Regions from separate parts of the Homo sapiens genome. Here region 2 is linked to region 1. A link is an interaction called in ENCODE POLR2A ChIA-PET data of the cell type or tissue named here. Cell type or tissue: Caco-2. All regions are shown on one strand. Each heading gives the region's core, and the rest is flanking DNA. Links, peaks and the distances in the headings are about the cores only.

Region 1 (8,618 bases), core at 844-5,843:
TGGTCTTGATCTCCTGACCTCAGGTGATCCGCCCACCTTGGCCTCCCAAAGTGCTGGGATTACAGGCGTGAGCCACCGCACCCAGCCAATTTTTTGTGTTTTTAGTAGAGAGAGGGTTTCACCATGTTGGTCAGGCTGCTCTCGAACTCCTAACCTCAAGTGATCCACCTGCCTCGGCCTCCCAAAGTGCTGGGATTACAGGTGTGAGCCACCATGCCTGGCTCTGTTTTTGTGGTTTTTTTTTTTTTTTTTCCTGAGACAGATTCTCGCTCTGTCACCCAGGCTGGAGTGCAGTGGCGGCGATCTTGGCTCACTGCAACCTCTGCCTTCTGGGTTCAAGAGATTCTCGTGCCTCAGCCTCCCAAATGGTTGGGACTACAAGTGTGGGCCACTACGCCCAGCTTTTTATACTTTTAGTAGAGACAGGGTTTCTCTATGTTGTCCAGGCTGGGCATGAACTCCTGGCCTCAAGTGATCCACCCGCCTTGGCCTCCCAAAGTGCTGGGATTATGGGTGTGAGCCACCACGCCTGGCCTAACGCCAACACTTTGGGAGGCAGAGGTGGGAGAATCACTTAAGGCCAGCCTGGCTGGTCTCAAACAAGACACTGTCTCTACAAGAAAAAAAAGATACAGACATGCTTGTGCTTATTCTAAAATGTATATGAAAAGGCAAAGGAATGAGAGTAGCTAAAACAATTTTGAAAAACAAGAATAGGTTGGGCGTGGTGGCTCACGCCTGTAATCCCAGCACTTTGGGAGGCCGAGGCAGGCAGATCACCTGAGGTCAGGAGTTCCAGACCAGCCTGGCCAACATGGTGAAACCACATCTCTACTAAAAATACAAACATTAGCCAGGCATGGTAGCGGATGCCTGTAATCCCAGCTACTCAGAAGGCTGAGGCTGGAGAATTGCTTGAACCCAGGAGGTGGAGGTTGCAGTGAGCCGAGATCGCGCCATTGCACTCCAGCCTGGGCAACAAAAGCAAAACTCTGTCTCAAAAAAAGAAACAAGAATAGGCTGAGCATGGTGGCTTTTGCCTGTAATCTTTGGGAGGCCAAGGGAGACCGATTGCTTGAGCTCAGGAGTTTGAGATCAGCCTGGGCAACATATGTGGCAAAATCCCATCTCTACAAACAAAACAAAAATTAGCCGGGCGTGGTGGCACATGTCTGTACTCCCAGCTACTTGGAAGGCTGAGGCAGGAGAATCACTTGAGCCCAGGTGGTGGAGGTTGCAGTGAGCCAAGATCATGCCACTGCACTCCAGCCTTGGTGACAGAGGCAGACCCTGTCTCAAAAAAAAAAAAAAAAAAAGAAGAAGAAGAAGAAGAAAAGAAGAGGAGGAGGGGAGGAGGGGGGAGGGGGAGGGGAGGAGGAGGAGGGGGAGGAGGAGGAAGAAGAAGGAGGAGGAGGAGGAGAAAAAAGTGGGAAGATCAACTGTACCTGATTTTAAGACTTACTGTCATCGCTGTATTAGTCAAGACAATGTGGTATTTGCAGAGGATAGAGAAATACATCAATGGAACAGAATTAAGAACCCAGGAATACACCCACACAAGTATAGCCAACTGATTTTTAAACATTCAATGAAGGATATTCTTTTCAACAAATGAACCCCACAACTTACACAAAAATTAACTTAAAATGGGTCATAGATGTAAAGGCAAAACATAAAGCTAGAAGACTTCCAGAAGAAAACAGGTGAAAATCTAGGACTAGGTGAAAAGGTCTTAGACATGACACCAAAAACAATCCATCAAGGAAAAATCTACAACTGGACTTTATCAAGATTAAAACTTTTAATTTGCAAGCCACATATCTGACAAATAACTCACATCTCAGATATGTAAAAAACTCTCAATTTCAACCTGAGAAAGCTGAAAAAAGAAACTCTCAAAAACCCAAAAGATCAACATACATTTTACTAAAGAGATATTTCATGTACTCACAAAAATATGTTCCACACCTTTAGCCATTAGAGAAATGTAAATTAAGCCACAATGAGGTATTTTTTTACACACCTATTAAAAGGAACTAAAATAAAAAATAGTGACTATTGGCCGGGCATGGTGACTCACGCCTGTAATCCCAGCACTTCGGGAGGCCGAGGCAGGGGCATCATTTGAGTCAGGGGTCCAAGACCAGCCTGGCCAACATGATGAAACCCTGTCTCTACTAAAAATACAAAAATGAAGGCCGGGCGTGGTGGCACATGCCTGTAATCCCAGCTACTCAGGAGGCTGAGGCAGGAGAATCACTTGTACCCAGGAGATGGAGATTGCAGTGAGCCAAGATTACGCCACTGCACTCCAGCCTGGGGTACAGAGCAAGACTCCGTTTCAAAAAAAATAGGGGATGGGAAGAGGGTGGCATGACTTTTAAAGAGGCAGCACGAGGAAGATCTTTGCACTGATGGAACAGATCTGTATCTTGATCATAGTGTGGGCTACACACATCCACACGTGATGAAATTTACAGAACTACATGCACACACACCACACACACACACACAAATGGGTGCATGTAAAACTAGTAAAATCTGTAAATTGTAGCAATGCCAATTTTCTGGTTTTAAACAAGATGCTGCCATTTGAGGGAAACTAAGGGCACACAGGTCTCTTCTGTAATGTTTTCGCCATGTCCTATGAATCTTAAATTATTTCAAAATTTTAAAAAGGTCATTTGTGCCAAACCATTCATTCAGCAGAACTGGCCAAGTGCTTCTGCCCAAGCCGGGCACTGTCCTGGGTATCAGGACTACCCCAGTGGACAAGATGGAGCTGCTGTCTCCAGGAAACTGGCCCTCCCAAAGGACGGCGGGACAATATGGAAGTCAGCAATTATTTCAGAGCATAACAAGGGCCGTGAAGGAAAAGTAACAAGCCACAGAGGGTCTGTGGACCCTGACACAGGAGTGGCCTTTCAGAGGAAGCAACCTTGAGATGAGTGAGGCCTGAGTGGTGGGAAGGAGCCAGTCAGGAGACGAGCATTCCACACAGGACACAGAATGAGCAAGGCAGAGGAAGGGCGGTGCTTGAGCGGGAGCTGGGAGCCGGTGAGGTGGCAGAGGGGCCAGGTCCCAGGGCCTCACAAACCCTAGCATTTCATTTGCATCTCGGCATCCAGAGTTGAGGTGTTTATTATATTCTGTTTCTATTTGGAGAAAACGAGGCTTAGAACAGCCTGGGTCTAGGCCCAGCTAGAAAATGGGAGTATCAGGTAGTTCTGTAGTCCCCATTCCTGCATTCCCCAAGTCAGAGAACCCACTTTTGGAAAGCCTGCTTGGAGGTCCCCTGGCTTGGTTGGCCTCTGCACCTCGGAGGCCCCCTCTTCAGCCTATCCCTCCTGCCTCCTGCAAGCTCCAGGTGTGCCCTCCCTTCCCGCCACCACCATCGTCACTGCCACTGCCCTGCCTCAATAGGAAGCCGAAGGCCTCTGGCCCAGGAGGTATCTTTGGGGGGCCGTCAGCAACAGAATACGTTTTTCCTTTATTGAATGAGGAGACTGAAGTCAGACTGAATCCAGCCCTGAATTTAAATCTCCTTTGCCACTTCAGAGGAAGGTGCAGGCTCTCAAAGCGGTGAGTTTGCAAGCTGGGCTCTCCCTCCTCTCCCGTCTTCTCCAGCCTCCCCGCGGGAGGGATGGAGGTGATGGAAGAAGCAGTATCCTAATCTAGTCACACTTTGTCAGTTCCCACCTCTCTCCTCCCTTCCAGCCATGCTCCAACCCTTGTGGTGCCCCAGTGCCCGTTCCAGCATGCAGGGCGTGTGCTCCCTCTGCCCAGGGCCACTCACACTCTTTGTCCTGCCATGCTGCCACCTCACCCCTGCGGGACCCTTCTGCTTTCTTTCTCTTTCTTTTTCCTTCTTTCCTTTTTAGAGGCAGGGTCTCGCTCTGTCACCCAGGCTGGCGTGCAGTGGCGCAATCATAGCTCACTGCAGCCTTGACCTCCCAGGCTCAAGCCATCCTCCCGCCTCAGTCTCCCAAAGTGCTGGGCTTACAGGTGTGCGCCACCGTGCCTGGGCTCTTCTGTTTTCTTGACAGTAAAACTGTTATTACCTTCCTTCTAGTTCCCATTGAAGAAACAGAGGCTCAGAGAAGGAAGATGACTTCCCCAAGGTCACAGAACCAACAAACAGCAGAGCTGGGATTGAGACCCAGGTCATCTGCCCCTGCACCCTTTTGCCCTTTTATCACCTGCTTTGCCTCAAATGCCTTAACGTGTCTCGTCCTCCTGGCAAGCATGCTCCTTTCCCAGAGCCCAGCGCAAATGTCCTCTCCTCAAGCGAATTGCCCTGACCCCTCCCTCAATCCCGAGCAGCCGTGCTTCCACCCTGGGCTCCAGTGCACACCTGCAGGTGGCTCTTCCCTGTGCATCTCACCTGTCAGGATGGATCCCGCTGACTGCCTGCACTCACTAGACCAAAGGCCATCATGTTTGCCATGTTCCCAGACCTAGCAAGAGGGAATGGACACGACGGGCATCAGAGAGTATCTCCTGAATAGGTGACTGAGTAAGCGAGCAAGTGAGTGCCCCGCTGGGAGAGAAAGTCTGTGTGGAGCTGACTCCACCCCTGGGCCCAGGTGCCCTTATACAGGCCCTGCCCTCTCTTTCCAGTGCCCCAGCATAGTGAAATGACCTGTTACCTTTCCCGTTTCCGATTATTCTTTTTTGCATAATGATGACTCCTTACACCCCTCCTCACTGCAGATCAGACAAGCTGATTCACATCCATGGGCCTCTGCTGCTGTTTCTACCTGAGATGAAGGCTCTGGAGAGAGGGCACCCTGGAGAGACCCTCATATTGAAGACTCGTGGCTGATCAGTGCCCAGCATGCTGGCAGGCCTGCCCAGGGGCAAGTGCCAAAGTCCAGCTTGGCTAGATGTTAGCCACATCTGCTGAGCATGGATTTATTTTAGCATATCTATAAACATTTTCTGTGATTTTTTTTTTTTTTTTTGAGACACAGTATCACTCTGTCACCCAGGCTCGAGTGCAGTGGCGCAATCTTGGCTCACTGCAACCTCCACCTCCTGGGTTCAAACAATTCTCCTGCCTCAGCCTCCCGAGTACCTAGGATTACAGGCGCCTGCACCACAGCCTGCTAATTTTTATATTTTTAGTAGAGACGGAGTTTCACCATGTTGGCCAGGCTAGTCTTGCACTTCTGACCTCACGTGATCCACCTGCCTCGGCCTCCCAAAGTGCTGGGATTACAGGCATGAGCAACCGAGTCCAGCCCACATTTTCTGTTATTTTAACCAAAGTATATCCATGAAAAAAGCTGGAAGCTGGCTGGGCACGGTGGCTCACTCCTGTGATCCCAGCACTTTGGGAGGCCGAGGCAGGTGAATCACCTGATGTCAGAAGTTCAAGGCGAGCCTGGCCAACATGGTGAAACCTCATCTCTACTAAAAATACAAAAATTAGCCAGGCGTGGTGCGGGCACCTGTAATCCTAGCTACTCGGGAGGCTGAGGCAGGAGAATCGCTTGAACTCGGGAGGCAGAGGTTGCAGGTGAGCCGAGATAGCACCGCTGCACTCCAGCCTGGGTGACAGAGTGAGACTCTGTCTCAAAAAATAAAAAAATAAAAAAAAGCTGGATGCAAATATGCCAAAATATTAATGTTAATCATTTTGGATGGTGGGAATAATGGCTATTTTTTCTTTATACTTTTCTGCAATTCTCTTTCTTTTCTCTTTTTTTTTTTTTTTGAGACAGAGTCTCACTCTGTCACCCAAGCTGGAGTGCAGTGGCACAATCTCGGCACACTGCAACCTCCGCCTTCTGGTTCAAGCGATTCTCCTGCCTCAGCCTCCTGAGTAGCTAGGATTACAGGCATGTGCCACCACACCCATCTAATTTTTTGTATTTTTAGTAGTGACAGCGTTTCATCATGTTGGTCAGGCTGGTCTCAAACTTCTGAGCTCAAGTGATCCACCTGCCTCAGCCTTCGAAAATGCTGAGATTACAGGTGTGTACCACCGCGCCTAGCCCTCTTTTTTCTTTTCAGAGACAGGGTCTTGCTCTGTTGACCAGGCTGGAGTGCAGTGGTGCTCACTGCAGCTTCAAACTCTCAAGCTCAGGCAATCCTCCTGGCCAGGTGCGGTGGCTCATGCCTGTAATCTCAGCACTTTGGGAGGCCAAAGCAGGCGGATTACTTGAGGTCAGGAGTTCAAGACCAGCCTGGCCAACATGGTGAAACTCTGTCTCTACTAAAAATACAAAAATTAGCTGGGTATGGTGGCAGGCGCCTGTAGTCCCAGCTACTCGGGAGGCTGAGGCAGGAGAATGACTTGAACCTGGGAGGCAGAGGTTGCAGTGAGTGGAGATCACACCACTACACTCCAGCCTGGGTGACAGAGTGAGACTCCATCTCAGAAAAAAGAAAAAAAAAATCAGTTCTCCTCTTCAGCCCTCCAAGTAGCTGGTAGTATAGGAACAAGCCACCATACCTGGCTGATTTTTTTATTATTATTATTATTATTTTTGAGGTGGAGTTACACTCTTGTTGCCCAGGCTGGAGTGCAATGGCGTGATCTTGACTCACCGCAACCTCCGCCTCCTGGGTTCAAGCGATTCTACTTCCTGACTCAGCCTCCCGAGTAGCTGGAATTACAGGCATGCACCACCACGCCAGGCTAACTTTGTATTTTTAGTAGAGATGGGGTTTCTCTATGTTGATCAGGCTGGTCTCGATCTCCCGACCTCAGGTGATCTGCCTGCCTCAGCCTCCCAAAGTGCTGGGATTACAGGCATGAGCCACCATGCCTGGCCTTACTTGGCTAATTAAAAAAAAAAAAAATCTGTAGAGATGGGGTATCACCACGTTGCCCAGGCTTGTCTCGAACGCCTGGGCTCAAGTGATCCTCCCACCTCAGCCTACCAAAGCACTAGGATTACAGGTGTGAGCCACCACATCTGGCTTGTCTACAACTTTTTAATAAAGCTCTGCCCTTGTCTTTTTTTTTTTGAGATGGAGTGTCACTCTGTCGCCCAGGCTGGAGTGCAGTGGCACAATCTTGGCTCACTGCAACCTCCGCCTCCCAGGTTCAAGCGATTCTCTGCCTCAGCCTCCCGAATAGCTGGGATTACAGGCGCCCACCACCATACCTGGCTAATTTTTGTATTTTTAGTAGAGACTGGGTTTCACCATCTTGGCCAGGCTGGTCTTGAACTCTTGACCTCGTGATCCACTCACCTCGGCCTCCCAAAGTGCTGGGATTACAGGCATAAGCCACTGCGCCCGGCCAGTTATTTCTTTATAGGAATGAAAACAGACTTACACAGCTCCCTTCTAATCCCCATGGTGACAGAATTACCTATAACCCATGTCTGATAAAGCCCTTCAATGGCCCTTGGGGCAAAGTGTGATTTCCTTAACCTAGTTCACACAATCTGACCTCAAACTTGTGGGAACAGAGACAAGGGGACTTACTCTGTGTCAGGTACCAGCTGGGGAACTTTTACATTCAAGAAAGTTTCGTAAGAAGCCAATGAAGATGGTAATTAGGAGGTCACAGGTGACCATAAGAGATGGTCAGTGAAGGTGAAAGTTCAATTACAGGAGGCTAAGGAGGAAGTGGAGGCTGGTTGTGTAAACGATCCTGGCAGCAACTTGTGGGTAAACTGGGATTGAGGTTTTGTAAGGGAGGGGACTCCAAACAGTTTGAGAGAGAAGATAAAGAGATCCAAGTGGTTTAGAAGGGGATGATTGCTGGTGAAGGTTCTGAACATGGTGACAGGTGGGAGGCTGAGCACACACTCGTACACCGCTGGCAGGAAGAGAAATGACTTTTCTGGACTACAATTTGGAGATAACACAAACATTAAAAAGAAGAAAAAATTGTATCCCTTTTTGACTAAGCAATTCTAGGATTGTTATTTTTTTCTCCTGAGGAAACTAGCATGGATGTTCACATTCAGGTGTGGGGATGTTTATCAATTTGCTATTTTAGAAAAGAGAAAAAAAGTTTAGCATGTCACAAGATAATTTTCATCAATATATGGTACATCCATTTAGTGAAATGCTGTACAGCCATTTAAAAAGATACAGAAGAGGCCAGGCATGGTGGCTCACGCCTGTAATCCCAGCACTTTGGGAGGCCAAGGCGGACGGATCACCTGAGGTCAGGAGTTTGAAACCAGCCTGACCAACATGGTGAAACCCCGTCTCTACTAAAAATACAAAAATTAGCTGGGCGTGGTGGCGGGCGCCTGTAATCTCAGCTACTTGGGAGGCTGAGGCAGGAGAATCGCTTGAACCCGGGAGGCGGAGGTTGCAGTGAGCCAAGATCGCGCCACTGCACTCCAGCCTGGGCGACAGAGCGAGACTCGAAATAAATAAATAAATAAATAAATAAATAAATAAGATACAGAAGAATGTGTGAACTTGAAATAATGCAGTATTTATATTATATCCCATTTCTGTCTCATTCTGTCGCCCAGGCTAGAGTGTAATCTTGGCTCATTGCAACCTCTGGCTGCTGGGCTAAAGTGATCCTCCCACCTCACCCTCTTGAGTAGCTGGGATCACAGGCCTGTGCTACCATGCCCCACTAATTTTTGTATTTTTTAGTAGAGACTGGGTTTTGCCATGTTGGCCACACTGGT
Region 2 (8,678 bases), core at 1-5,000, 97 kb after region 1:
GAGACCAGCCTGATCAATATGGTACATGCACGTCTCTACTAATATTACAAAAATTAGTCGGCATGGTGACACGTGCCTGTAGTCCCAGCTACTTGAGAGGCTGAGACAGGAGAATCTCTCAAACCTGGAAAGGCGGAGGTTGCAGTGAGCTGAGATCATGCCACTACACTCCAGCCTGGGTGACAGAGCGAGACTCTGTCTAAAAAAAAAAAAAAGAATTTTTTTAACTTTAAGGTTATTACATTCACGTGTCTTTCTGTATGGGCTTTTAAAGTTCTTGTGACACTGAGTTAAAGGGCTTTGACTACTGGATCTAAGAAGGACACCAAGTCTTGCTAAATGTTGAACACTGACATCAATTAAAGCCTCATCTTCAGGCCTGATAGAAGATGCCAGTCAAAATAAACTGCATTCCTGAGACACAGGGCCAGAAATTAAAGCCATTGAACTCCTCAAGGCCCAGGGACTATCATGGAGGAGGTGGGCATGTGAGATTGTAAAGGCCAATTTTGAGAGATAAAATAAGTTCAGCTTCCCTAGAAATTAATCATTAATGTCAAATGCACACTGATGCAAGACCAGCATATGGGTCCCTGTGTCAGATTAACAATGTTTTCTTGAAGCATTAACCAACTAATTAATAAAGGTTATAAAAGGCTTATGGAAGTTATAACTTATGGTCAAGATTAAAATTTTAGAGATAGCTTATAAAATTTTGAAAAACAAATTTAATTGGCTTCATGCTGTTTTCATTAGGGCTTATTGTTTGTAAAATTAAGTCTCCTCTCTCAAAGAATGAAGGTTTTGCCTTTTTTTTTTGAAATCCTTGAGTTAGCACTTTGGTCAAAAGAATGACTTATTTTACAATGACCTGTGGTATCAAGTGTTTTCAACCTTTGATATTTGACAAACTTTCTGAAATCAAATTATAAATTATGTCTTTTTCCGACCTAATTAATGCTTTAGAATATTAGATTCCCTAAAGTCCAAAAATGACATAATTTGGCTTATTTGGTATAAAAATTATACAGAAAACATGGTCGAATATGAAATGGTGTTTGGTTTTCTTTGGGCTGTATTTGTATAAATATGTTATTGGTATGTGTTCTAAAATTATGGGAAACCCCTATAATTATTATATGACTTAGTGTACTTTATCAGTTATAATTATAATTGTTACATTAATGTGCCACAGAGGTAACAAATACCCTTGTCAATTGTGTCTTTGACTATGGCTGCCCTAAAACTTTTCGTCATCCACAGACAATTGTTGTCTTGTTTTGGTCCTCTTTAGAAGGTGGTTTTATAATCAGCTATAAAATCTAACATGTGCTCTTGAATACAAGTTTTTGATACATTTGGAGATTGTGACATCAGAATAGAATAAAACTTTCAGGACTCATGGAGAAGTGAAACGTTCATGAATATCAAGCTGAACAGGAATTAACTGCATAGAAAGAGTTAATAGAAGACTGATGTAATCTTTTTTACTTTTTGTTGAAAACATTGCTAATCCTTTGTTTTGTTTTTTCAGAGTCAAGGGAAGTTTTCTTTTGAGCTATTGACAGCTTTTAATAATTTAGTATACTCCTGTGAACAACATTTAGAACACATTTTTTTCTCTCTACCTGATTTCTCCAGAATTTGGAAACTATTTGTGACTATTCTTAACTTATGGTAATACAGTTATTTGCATCAGTACAATAAGAATCTGTTTCCAGGGGAGCGTGGTGGCTCACAACTATAATCCTAGCACTTTGGGAGGCCGAGGCGGGCAGATCACCAGAGGTTGGAAGTTTGCGACCAGCCTGACCAACATGGAGAAACCCCATCTCTACTAAAAATACAAAATTAGTTGGGCCTGGTGGTGCATACCTGTAATCCCAGCTACTCGGGAGGCTGAGGCAGGAGAATCGCTTGAACCTGGGAGGCGGAGGTTACGGTGAGCCAAGATCATGCCATTGGACTCCAGCCTGGGCCACAGGAGCGAAACTCTGTCTCAAAAAAAAAAAAAAAAGAATCTGTTTTCATTTATTGCAGGACACAATTGGAGAAACTGGTTACTGACTAGAATGGTATGCTTTCCTTCAAGGAAACAAACTTGACTTATGGAGCCAATAAAAGCACCTTGGGAAAACTGGCCTCTTACCTTGTCTACACAGTCCCTGTACAGGGTTCCTGACCTGTGGTAAGTAAGGAATGTTACTTTCTGACAGGCCCAGCAGCCACAAGTTTATCTTGGAACTTCAAGAAGAGAGGAATTCACCCAACTCATAGGTATTTGATAGTATAAATCCATGGCTGGGCTTGGTTTTAAAAAAGTCTTATCTGAGATTCCTTCTATGGAACAAAGTCCCATCACAGCCAATTTAAAAGCCTATGTAAAAAAAATTATTCTTGTTGCACTGTATACAAATAATCAGGCCAAGTATAATAAAGCAAATCAGTCCTACCATGACTTGTCTATAGTAAAAATGGGAAACCGGAGACAGAAAAATTATGTTTCACAAACTATAGTACACCTATTTTTAGATTCTAATCTTGCCTAATGTTTTTCAATTTTTATTATTTTTTACAGTTTGGACCGAATTCTAATTTTTCTTGGCTACAAGTCTTCAAAATAATGTTTTTAATTTTTTTCCTCCTTTTTTTTTGAGACAGAGTCTCACTCTGTCACCCAGACTGGAGTACGGCAGTGCGATCTCGGCTCACTGCAATCTCTGTCTCCCGGGTTCAAGCAATTGTCCTGCCTCAGCCTCCCAAGGAGCTGGGATTACAGGTTCCTGCCACCATGCTCAGCTAATATTTAGTATTTTTATTAGAGACAGGGTTTCACCACGTTGGCCAGGCTGGTCTTGAACTCCTGACCTCAGGTGATCCACCCGCCTCGGCCTCCCAAAGTGCTGGGATTACAGGTGTGAGTCACCGTGCCTGGCCCTGTTTTTAGACATTGGCAATGGGCAGCACAGGGCTGTGATCCCTGAGAGAAGAGAAACAAACAGGGTGAACCCTGTGATTTTCCAGGTGTAGGAAAACAGCCTGTTGCCTGGCAAGAGTAACACTATCTTAAAGGGAAACCACCATAATGACCCATGTTTGACTAGTGCATATACTGAGGCAGTCCTGCAGCAAAGTCAGGAAACAATGCCTGTAATGGAGATAACCCCTTGCAAAGAAACAGTGCCTGTACCAGAGACAACCTCTCATAAGGATGTTTATCTAGGCTGGCTTGCAGTGGCTTAATCCCAGCACTTTGGGAGACTGAGGTGGGAGGATCGCTTGAGCCCAGGAATTTGCGATCAGCCTGGGCAACACAGTGAGACCCTGTCTCTTAAAAAAAAAAAAAAAAAGAGCTTATTTAACTTCCCCAGTGGTCAGGAGTTTCACAAGAGGTCTGAGGCTAAAATCTTGCTATAAAAAGGATAATTTCTGGATGGCAGTTGCAGAGATCCACTGCCGTGTGGCTGTCTAAGACAAGGCTTTTGTTTGTAAGTCTCTATTAAATGTTTCTTTCTGATAAACTGGATTTGTCAACCTCTTTCTTCGGCCTCTCAGCTCCCTTGGCCTTTGGAGGTAGGTTAGCTTAGATCTGCTCACAGCAGAACACCACGCTTTCTGCCTGAAGGAATTTCTTTTTTCTTTTCTTTTTTTTTTTTTTGAGATGGAGTTTCGCTCTTGTTGCCCAGGCTGGAGTGCAATGGTGTGATCTCAGCTCACTACAACCTCTGCCTCCTGGGTTCAAGCGATTCTCCTGCCTCAGCCTCCCGACTAGCTGGGATTACAGGCATGCGCCACCACACCTGGCTAATTTTGTATTTTTAGTAGAGACGGGGTTTCTCCATGTTGGTCAGGCTGGTCTCGAACTCCCGACCTCAAGTGATCCGCCCACCTCGGCCTCCCAAAGTGCTGCGATTACAGGCGTGAGCCACTGTACCCAGCCCGCCTGAAGGAATTTCTAAGCTGCTAGGAAGGTAAGGGGAACCCAAACAGAGTCCAGCAGTCTCACAGAGGCAAGAGACAGAGATAGGAGTTTGGGGAAGTTGAAGTGGCTAGGATTTGCAGGGTAAAGTACTGAGAAGAGGGAGCTAGGCAGGGCAAGAATTCCAGAAATGTGCATAGGAATTAGCTTTAAATCATCAGCCAAATAATAATCTGTGCATCCATAGAATAAAACTCCACTAGTCTGGGCAAAAATAATTTATGAGGATAGAAAGTTGGTTCTTCATCTGGGCATGGTGGCTCACACCTGTAATCCTAGCACTTTGGGAGGCTGAGGTGGGCAGATCACTTGAGGTCAGGAGTTCAAGATTAGCTTGGCCAACATGGTGAAACTCCATCTCTATAAATAAGAATAATAATAAAAAATTAAAAAAAAGAAAGTTGGTTCTTTGAAAAGATCAACAAAATTGACAAACCTTTAGCTAGATGAACTAACTAAGAAAAAAGAAGATTCAAATCACTAAAAGTAGATACAAGAATGGGGACATTGCTACTGATTCCATCGGAATAATAAGGATTATAAAAGACTACTGTGGCCGGGCGCGGTGGCTCACGCCTATAATCCCAACACTTTAGGAGGCTGAGGCAGGAGGATCACCTGAGGTTGGGAGTGTGAGACCAGCCTGACCAACATGGAGCAACCCTGTCCCTACTAAAAATACAAAATTAGCCAGGTGTGGTGGCACACACCTGTAATCCCAGCTACTCAGAAGGCTGAGGCAGGAGGGAGAATCGCTTGAACCTGGGAGGTGGAGGTTGCGGTGAGCCGAGATCACACCATTACAATTGCTAGAAACACAAAAACCTATCAAGACTAAACCATAAAGAAATAGAAAATCTGAGTAAACCTATAACTAGTGAGATTGGATCGGTAATCAAAAATCTCCTGACAAAGAAAAGCCCAGGATCTAATGGCTTCACTGGTGAATTCCATTAAACATTTAAAGAAGAACCAACTCTTCTCAAACTTCTCACAGAAATTGAAGAGAACACTTCCTAACTCTTTCTATGATGCCAGCATTATGCTGATACCAAAGCCAGATAAAGACACTACAAGTCCCAGTAATAGCATGAAAAAAAGAAGACACTAGTAGAAAAGAAAACTATGGATCATTATCTCTTGTGAACATTGATGCAAAAATCCTCAGCAAAATACTCAGTAACCGAATTCAACAGCACAATAAAAGGATTGTGTACCTTGACCAATGGGGTTTACACCCAGAATGCAAGGGTGGTTCACCATACAAGAATCAATCAATGTAATGTACTGCATTAACTGAATTAATTTAAAAAACACGGCTGGGCACGGTGGCTCACGCCTGTAATTCCAGCACTTTTGGAGGCCGAGGTGGGCGGATCACGAGGTCAGGAGATCGAGACCATCCTGGCTAACACAGTGAAACCCCGTCTCTACTAAAAATACAAAAAAATTAGCCAGGCGTGGTGGCGGGCGCCTGTAGTCCCAGCTACTCAGGAGGCTGAGGCAGGAGAATGGCGTGAACCCAGGAGGCGGAGCTTGCAGTGAGCCGAGATCGTGCTACTGCACTCCAGCCTGGGTGACAGAGCGAGACCCCGTCTCAAAAAAAAAAAAAAAACCATGCGATCATCTCAATAGAGCAGAAAAAACATTTGGCAAAATTCAACACCCTTTCATGATAAAAACAGTCAATAAAGTAGGAACAGAAGGTAGTTATATAATGTAACAAAAGCCATATATGAAAAATCTGGCCAGGTATGGTGGCTCACACCTATAATGCCAACACTTTTTGGGAGGCAGAGGCAGGAGGATCACTTAAGCCCAGTAGTTTGAGACCAGCTTGAGCAACATAGTGAGACCCAGCTCTATAAAAAAGAAAAGAAAAGAAATCCACAGCAAACATCATACTCCATGGTGGAAGACTGAAAGCTCATCCACTAGGATCAGGAGCAAGTAGAGAGTCAACCTAAAATAACGACAGGGAGAGTGGCTCTAAGAAAAAGTGAGATTACTTGGGAATGAATGACAAATTGTATATTAGTCCATTTTCATGCTACTGACAAAGACATTCCTGAGACTGGGCAATTTACAAAAGAAAGAGGTTTAATGGACTTACAGTTCCAAGTGGCTGGGGAAGTACACAATCATAGTGGAAGGCAAGGAGGAGCAACTAATGTCTTACATGGATGGCAGCAGGCAAAATGAGAGAAAAGCTTGTGCAGGGGAACTCCTCTTTATAAAACCATCAGATCTTGTAAGACTTATTCACTGTCACAAGAACTGCACAGGAAAGACTTGCCTCCATGATTCATTTACCTCCCACCGGGTCCCTCCTACAACATATGGGAATTCAAGATAAGATTTGGGAGGGGACACAGCCAAACCATATCAGATTGTGTGAAAGGAAAATAAAATCTCAGGACCTCAAACTCACTACTCAAAAGGAAAAGTTAAGCTTGGAAACTAAGCCACACAAAAAAACTGCCTTTCCTTTTGTTCCTAAACAGATAGGTATAAGATAGAAGGCCACATGTCTCCCCAGGTGGCCTCCCTCACCCTGACAATGTAAATTAACAGCTTATCTTCACAGGTGCGGGACAAAAGGAGACTAGAAATCATCCCCCCCACGCCCCTGTCAGACAAATGCATATTTGAACTCTTCCTCTACTCTCTGTTTATCTTATGTACAGATTTACTGAGTGCAAGATGAATATGTAATTGACTATTCCTCTACCCTGTCCTTTTCACATGGAACGTATGGATTCAGTGAGCTCTAATCAAAGCCTCAAAAGAATGCAATGGCTTATCTCACTTGTCTACCTTCCTTTTTTTCCCCTTTCTTCTTTCTCCTCCTGCCCACTTTTTCCCCTTTAAATAATGAAGTCCTCAAAATCTTCTTTGGAAAAAAGTGCATGCCACAGATCATACTGTGTCTTGTGTCTCTTCTTCTTGGGTGTGCCTGCAACCTTGGCAAAATAAACCTCTAAATTGATTGAGACCTGTCTGTGATACTTTCTTGTTTACAGTTGCATCCCAGGGAATACATGTACTATGGTGAACCATGGAGGGGGGCACTCAGAGAGAAAAAGGAAGGAAAGGGGTTTTAAAGGCAAAATGAGGAAGGCTACGTAAGTTGTTTTGAAAAAATTATCCTTGGCTACAAGGATTGATAACAAGGGTAGCATTATTCCAAGATTGAACAGGCAATTGCTGGGCAGGTGTCATTGCAGAAATATTCTTCGTGCATGGGTGTGACGGCCTTTGTGCAAGATTGTGGTTTCAGACAATCCTTGTTTTTTGTTGTTGTTGTTGTTGGGTTTTTTTTTTTTTCTTGAGACGGAGTTTTGCTCTTGTTGCCCAGGCTGGAGTACAATGGGGCAATCTCGGCTCACTGCAACCTCTGCCTCCCAGGTTCAAGCAATTCTTCTGCCTTAGCCTCCTGAGTAGCTGGGATTACAGGTGTGTGCCACCACACCCAGCTAATTTTGTATTTTTAGTAGAGACGGGGTTTCATCATGTTAGGTTGGTCTTGAACTCCAGACCTCAGGTGATCCGCCCATCTCAGCATCCCAAAGTGTTGGGATTACAGGCATGAGCCACCGTGCCCAGCCTCAGACAGTCCTTGTAATATTTTCTATCATAGGCATGTGTGCATGGGAGCCCCTCATTTATGGCCTCCTGAGTCCATTTTGCTAGGGTTTGGCATAAGTGACTCCAGTTTGATTTGGACAACTTGTGCAGAAGGATGCCCACTTTTGGTATTTCTATTCAACATAGTACTGGAAGTCCTAGCCAGAGAAATTAGGCAAGAAAAAGAAATAAAAGCAACCCAGATTGGAAAGTAAGAAGTATCTCTGTTTGCAGATGCTATTTATTTATTTAGAGACAGGGTCTCACTCTCATTGCCCAGGCTGGAGCGCAGTGGTGTGATTGTTATAGGACAGGGGTCCCAATCCAGACCCCAAGAGAGGGTTCTTGGATCTCACGCAAGAAAGAATTCAGGGTGAGTCCTTGGTGCAAAGCGAAAACAAGTTTATTAAGAAAGTAAAGGAGGGGCCGGGCACGGTGGCTCACGCCTGTAATCCCAGCACTTTGGCAGGCCGAGGTGGACAGATCATGAAGTCAAGAGATCGAGACCATCCTGGCTAACAGGGTGAAACCCCGTCTCTACTAAAAATACAAAAAAAAAAAAAATTAGCTGAGCATGGTGGCAGGCTCCTGTAGTCCCAGCTACTTGGGAGGCTGAGGCAGGAGAATGGCGTGAACCCGGGAGGTGGAGCTTGCAGTGAGCCGAGATCGCACCACTGCACTCCAGCCTGGGCAACAGAGCGAGACTCCACCTCAAAAAAAGAAAAAGAAAGTAAAGGAATAGAAGAATGGCTACTCCATAGACAGAGCAGCCCCAAGGACTGCTGGTTGCATATTTTCATGGCCATTTCTTGATGAAATGCTAAACAAGGGGTGGATTATTCGTGCCTTCCCTTTTTAGACCGTATAGGGTAACTTCCTGATGTTGCCATGGCATTTGTAAACTGTCCTGGCACTGGTGGGAGTGAGGATGACCAGAGGTCACTCTTGTCACCATTTTGGTTTTGGTGGGTTTTGGCTGGCTCCTTTACTGCAACCTGGTTTTTGTTGTTGTTGTTTGTTGGTTTGTTTGTTTTTTGAGACTGAGTCTTGCACTGTCACCCAGGCTGGAGTG

The links. Peaks named below come from ENCODE experiments on the same cell type or tissue, not always from the same donor. Only the 100,000 strongest peaks of a DNase experiment are listed, where the experiment ranks them.
Region 2: POLR2A ChIA-PET joins it to region 1 with 5 read pairs; 27 of 35 experiments call an interaction of 5 or more read pairs at or near these places.

Annotation. Positions count from the first base shown.
Region 1 is chr5:176,516,250-176,524,867 of GRCh38, reverse strand. No RefSeq gene overlaps it. Among named protein-coding and RNA genes, the nearest start is that of RNF44, 17 kb to the left of the region's middle. In Caco-2, for the core only: no CTCF peak of the experiment used is centred there; no DNase peak of the experiment used is centred there.
Region 2 is chr5:176,418,813-176,427,490 of GRCh38, reverse strand. No RefSeq gene overlaps it. Among named protein-coding and RNA genes, the nearest start is that of CLTB, 6.6 kb to the right of the region's middle. In Caco-2, for the core only: no CTCF peak of the experiment used is centred there; a DNase peak (open chromatin) is centred at 2,190.